Regions from separate parts of the Homo sapiens genome. Here region 2 is linked to region 1. Evidence: chromatin loops called from intact Hi-C (ENCODE). Cell type or tissue: PC-3. All regions are shown on one strand. Each heading gives the region's core, and the rest is flanking DNA. Links, peaks and the distances in the headings are about the cores only. Region 1 overlaps LOC105370453 (a long non-coding RNA gene). Region 2 overlaps SLC25A21 (solute carrier family 25 member 21).

The links. Peaks named below come from ENCODE experiments on the same cell type or tissue, not always from the same donor. Only the 100,000 strongest peaks of a DNase experiment are listed, where the experiment ranks them.
Region 2: a loop joins it to region 1, with 8 times the contacts of the local background. A loop is called at or near these places in 48 of 110 quality-filtered maps.

Annotation. Positions count from the first base shown.
Region 1 is chr14:36,555,911-36,558,832 of GRCh38, reverse strand. All of the region lies in intron 1 of LOC105370453 (a long non-coding RNA gene), which reads right to left. Among named protein-coding and RNA genes, the nearest start is that of NKX2-8, 25 kb to the left of the region's middle. RefSeq lists a silencer at 2,168-2,324. In PC-3, for the core only: a CTCF peak has its summit at 1,822 (motif pointing right); no DNase peak of the experiment used is centred there.
Region 2 is chr14:36,941,084-36,944,005 of GRCh38, reverse strand. The region is part of intron 1 of SLC25A21 (solute carrier family 25 member 21); the gene reads left to right. Among named protein-coding and RNA genes, the nearest start is that of MIR4503, 9.8 kb to the left of the region's middle. In PC-3, for the core only: CTCF peaks have their summits at 1,385 and 1,588 (motif pointing right); DNase peaks (open chromatin) are centred at 945 and 1,625; H3K27ac peaks cover 1,257 bases.

The DNA of each region.
Region 1 (2,922 bases), core at 324-2,823:
TAGACAGCAGAGGAAGAGATCAAGAGATCCAACTCTCTCTCTCTCTCTCACACACACACACACACACTCACACACTCACCCCTCACACACATTAGCAGATTGTTGTATACTGAGTTTGTTTAAAAGACAGGGGTATATCCAGGCTACTTTTTCCAAGGCAACTTTAAACATTAAATGACAGATGTTTTTCTTCCTCTAGCAGTTCCTTTTGTAAAAGGAGGGGACTCTACACTTTTAGATTTCTCTTGTTTGGAACCTTGTCAGCATTGCTTTGCCCATTTCAAGAAAATGTTTTCAGAAATTGTGAACATCGCTGATAACATCAGTTCCCTCATCAGAAAAGCAATCAAGCTGGTGTGCATGCACTCTGGATGGTATATGGGGGTGGTCACTGGGAATGGTAGGCCTCTTCCTTGTTATTATGTGTTACTAACCAGAATTTGGGAAATATATTTGACTATAAATTCTTGATATCAAATCTGCCAGCACCAGCCAGAGATAGGAATAATAGATATCAAGTTAAAGGCAGATTTAAGTGACTGTAGTTTAGGCAAGCACTTGCTAAAAGTTAGGGCAGGGGTCCCCAACCCCCAGGCCCCAGACCAGTACCAGTCCATGGTCTATTAGGAACTGGGCCGCACAGCAGGAGGTGAGCAGCGGGCAGGTGAGTGAGTGAAGCTTCATCGGTATTTACAGCTGATCCCCATCGCTGGCATTACCGCCTGAGCTCCACCTCCTGTCAGATAAGCAGCAGCATTTGATTCTCACAGGGGCATGAATCCTACTGTGAACTGTGCATGTGAGGGATCTAGGTTGTGTGCTCCTTATTTTTGTTGCTGATGTTGTTTAGTGTGGGCTGGGGGTGGGGCGGAGGGGAAAGGACAAGTGTTCTAGCTGGGAGCACCCTCCGGGCATGGAACACAGGTCCTACCTGGAAAGGTCTAAGATTCTCTCATCTGTCCTCCTATGGTGTATTAAGCACCACAGCTGCAGGAGATCAGAATTTTACTGTTTAATTATTTAATGCTGGTTTTCTTACAGCCTACCCTGTATCTCCAGTTTTAGTTCCTATTATTATAAGTTTTTCTGGCCTAGTCCCTGAACCTTTAGAACTTAAATTTCTCTCTGGCTCTTGGCCTGTAGTATGACACGAATTTTCGTATTTGTTTTTCTCTCTACGTGTGTTAGCAAAATTGAAGTTTTGAATAAAAGTGTTGCCAAATGATAAAATGTATGGTTGTCAAATATTTATCTATAAGTCTTTTCCTTTATTAAAATAAAAACTCAATTCGTGATTACTGTAGAAAGTTGGAAGCATAAAACAGTCCAATAACCAGTTGTTTGAAAAGCTAAGGGAAAGCCAGTTGTGTTTTGCTGGTGGCAAAATTGAAGGTGCACTGATTCTGGAATAAGAAAACACGGGTTCAAATAGAGGTTCTGCAGTTGCCTGGCTTCGCGGTCTTTAATATGTCAGTAAAATTGAGGCAAAAATTAAATGCCTTACTCTGAAAAGGCATGCATGCGGGAGGGCCCACACAAAGTAGCCACCCAGTAAAAGGTTAAGAGACTTGCACTGAATAATGAGAAAATGGGCGATTAGAGTTTTTAATATGCCTGCACATTTTCTCTCTGTTCTGACCCCACTTCATGACATACAGCAAATCTTAAAAAGAGAGAAAAGAAAAAGAAATAAAGGGAAAAAGAGTATATCGATCTGATATTGCTTTAAGGCCTTTAGAATAGTGATACTTTATATCGAAAGATTGAACCATTTTTATGAAAACTCAAAACACTTCCTTCCCTCCGAGCACTGTGCCTCCACCCCTAGAGGGCAGCATGCCCCCAAAGAAATTCACCCAGGGCCCAATTAGAATCCATCTAAATGGCCAATTACCTTCAATTGAATTATTTCTCATCGACTTTAAAAATAACCCTTGAAACTCATTAGGCACACTATCCAGAATTTAAGGGAGTGTTACCTGCACTTTCTAATGACTCCCTCAGAAGCATGTTTTATTGAGACTGTCAAATAAATAAAGTGCCCAGGAAATTAAGAAACCTGGTGACCAGGCATCGCCTTTGTGGAAGGACCTCTACTCAGGAGGAAGCCCCTGCTGGTTTCCCACATGAGGCCGCTCCTTTGAAAGTGATTTTCTGCCACAACCTCTCCTCTTCCAACTCTCCTCAGAGCTCAGAAGTGACAAGGTGAGAGCTAGAGGTCCTTGCTCTTCCTCATCCCACCCACCTGCCTCCTTCACGTCCCTTCATTCCTGGCCCGTTAGGTTAAGGGCGCTTAAGGCACTTGAGCCTGGGCTCTTACCCACTGTTCTTTTGTTTCTAGAATTAGCTTTCACTTTCCTTCACTAACACCTTCATCACTGCCTCATACATAATGGAGAAAACACAGGCCTCACCCACTTTCAGACCCCAAATCCTCCCAATGATATGATGAGGCCCACTGCACACAATGCTTCACAGGCTCTCCAGCCCAGCAGCTCTCAAGCATTTGGGGCACATAGCACTGGCATTTTACACCCAAGTCTCCATGCCGCCTCCTCAGTGTCTTTCTGTCTTCAGGAGCTCTGAGTTGCAATCCAGGCCCAGCTGCTAATCAGAGCCTCGTGGTTCTAATATGCAAAATGAAAGAGGATGCCAGCTGCCTTCACCCAAGTTCTAGAGAGGCAGATAGGGATTAACAGTCACTTTGATGCCACAGTCATCTTGGAGAAAAGATGACACAATTTCTTCTATTCATAGAGACACATCAGTGAGGTTTCTAAACTCATTCTGGTTTGATTTTTGGATTTCTAGTGATTTTTTTCTCAAAAAATATGGGGTTTGGGTGGATAAAACAGTTTTCATCTATGTATGGGATGTTGTCAAAACAGGACACTAGAGTTGTTTTTGTTTTAATGAAAAATA
Region 2 (2,922 bases), core at 317-2,816, 390 kb before region 1:
GCCCAATCTGTTGCCTTTTATCTCCTCTAATAAATTTAGTGGTGATAATTTTATATTTAATATAAACATCTTTTACTATGTATTTTTTCAATTAATTAATTAAACTTGTTACAGGGAAATATGTTACTAGGAGGTTTCTTAGCCAGCTTTTTAAACAAAGGCTTCTTGCTAACTGGAAGGCCCAGTTAGGTGGTATAAGACTCATACCCTGTTCTTATTTCCAAGCCTTGGCGAAACCTTCCTGACCTGACTTTGCAGTGCTCTCTCAGGTTTGGTACTGTGTAAGCTACAAAGAGCCAAGTGGAACTGTCACTGGGTTACCTGGCATTTCCCCAGACTTTCACAAGGACCGATTTACCAGGGGCAGTTCATCTTGGTCTTACATATAGCAGCAGGGCAGGGACTCAGAGGGACAGAAGCAGCCCTCCAATAGTGTGAATACTTAGAATAGTTCATTTGTGTGCTCTGAAATAAACCCCTACATGTCTAAGACATGATACAAAACAAGCCTAGGGCCAGGTGCGGTGACTTATGCCTGTAATCCCAGCACTTTTGGGAGGCCAAGGCGGGCAGATCACATGAGGCCAGGAGCTCAAGACCAGCCTGGCCAACATGGTGAAAGGGTGTCTTTACTAAAAATACAAAAATTAGCCGGGTGTGGTGGAGCGTGCCTGTAATTCTAGCTAGTCGGGAGGCTGAGGCAGGAGAATCACTTGAACCCGGGAGGCAGAGAGCTGCAGTGAGTTGAGATTGCACCACTGCACTTCAGCCTGGGTGACAGAGTGAGACTCAGTCTTAAACACAGGGACAGTGACTAAAATCTATCTCCCTATGTAGGAAAATATAATAGAATTCTTTCTTCAGCAAATCATAGAGTCTCACAATTGGGAAGACTATAGAGTTCACTTGGTGGACTTGACTGATGTGTGACTCTCTCTGGCATGTAGTAGTAATTCCGCCTTTGCTCAGATTTGCGTTTCTGACTCATTGCCTTCTAAGGCAGAAGCAGCTCTCTACTGGAACCATACCTTCCCCAGTCCCAAAAGATGGGGGTGGACTAGGGGAGGGGCTCAAATCTAAATTTACCCTCCTACTAAAAAGTGCCATGAAGGAAAAATAACTATACCTCTGCACATAATATTTTAGTTTGAAAACTCCAAATTTAGTGTATAAGTAGTATAAGTACTATTTGGTTACTTATGTCCCAAATACAGACTGAACTTCACAAACAGCCGGTCACTTGATTTCATCAAAATTCTTTGCTTGATGGAGAACAGACTAGTGTGACCAGCTTTGGCAGAACATATCAAGGGAAAAGAAAATTGCACAAGTCTTTTCACCACGTTATATTTTTCACCACAGCTGGTCTTTTTCCTCTCCACCACTTCTACCCCTCCAAATTTTCTTTCTGTCCTTGCATAAAATTAAAATCATAACATTTGGTTGCATAGTTAGGATTAATTACTCCAGATACTTTTCATTTATCTTCCTTTCAAATATGTGTGATAGAAAGCATAGATTAAAATAATTAAAATGTGTTCTCCCAACGTGCCTGAGAGCCAAGGTAGACAACTGTCCTACCGCCGTCCGCCACTAGGTGCCAGCACGGTTCTGCTCCCTGCTTAGTTCTTGTCCCAAGATAGTTCAGCGAAGCTTCCAGCTTCTTTAAGAACGTGTACCTTGCATGTATGGCATATTTTTGTGTATTTATATTGTTTCAGAAATTGGACTAGATTTAAGCAAAAATATTCTCAGGACACTTGGCTTTCTAATCGCGAAGAATTTCAGTTTCAAAAAGAATTGAAGGTATAATGAATTTAAGTCATTAGAAACAGCTAGGTGATTTTTTTTTTTAGTTCAAACTCTTAAGCTCGGTGTTAATTGTAAGAGAATGAATAATAGTCTAACTAATTGAAAATTAAACACGTGTAATAAAAATAAATATAAAGTGGTGATGGCATATTTCCGGAGTCATAAGAACAAAATTTTACCAGTTTTGTTATTTTAGGTTTAGCTTTTTACATTGATACAATTATTTCTCCTCTGATGATGTGCATGTAATTTGATGTATCATTGATTTTGCTTCATCTAATTACATGTTCTAAGTTTATTTAAAAAAAATTTATTTAAACATTTGAAAAAATGTTTATTTCAGAATATTTCAAATAAAGACACTATTTTCACACAACCTCTAAAATTATGTATTTAAGTATTTTATTGTATACTTTTCAGTTTCTGTATTTTTAATTTACTTCTTGAGATAAAAATTTGAATTTTTCAATAATTAGCAGTTAATATTTTGACCATTAATGAAGAATAGCATTTAAAATTATTCTGTGAACAAAAGTATAATTATATTTAATTTTATATATTCTAAACTACATAAGAAAGTATAATAAAAAATTCCATGCCATAATTAAATATGCATCACAGATTTTCTGTGCGGAAAATACTGTTAAAATGCAAATTAATGTGGTAAAAACATTTATTAAATGTTGAGACTTATCTGATTCAAGATTTATATCAAAATTATATAAATATAATTTGAATTTATTTGGTGTAGTTTTCTTGATAATGTAAATTAAAGCTACAATCAATGCTATTGCTACAATCACTCCTATATTTAAAAAAGTCAATGTGTAAGTCAAAATACTCTCTATACAATTTTGTGCAGCATAATCTTTGAAAATGATGGAAGCCACAAAATGTTGACTGCCTAAACTATATATTTGAGCTAATAAGAGCATGATTTCTAAAAATATGAGATGATTTTTTTCCACTGTTTTGTGATATATTATGGGATAAGATCATTGCTGTCCCTGATCACATGCATTGTAGGAAGGCCCTCTGTGTACTCCCGGAGTTTGGTTTGATACTAAATAGTGTCAATATTTTGAGTAAAGCTTGAGTAAATTTCAGGAA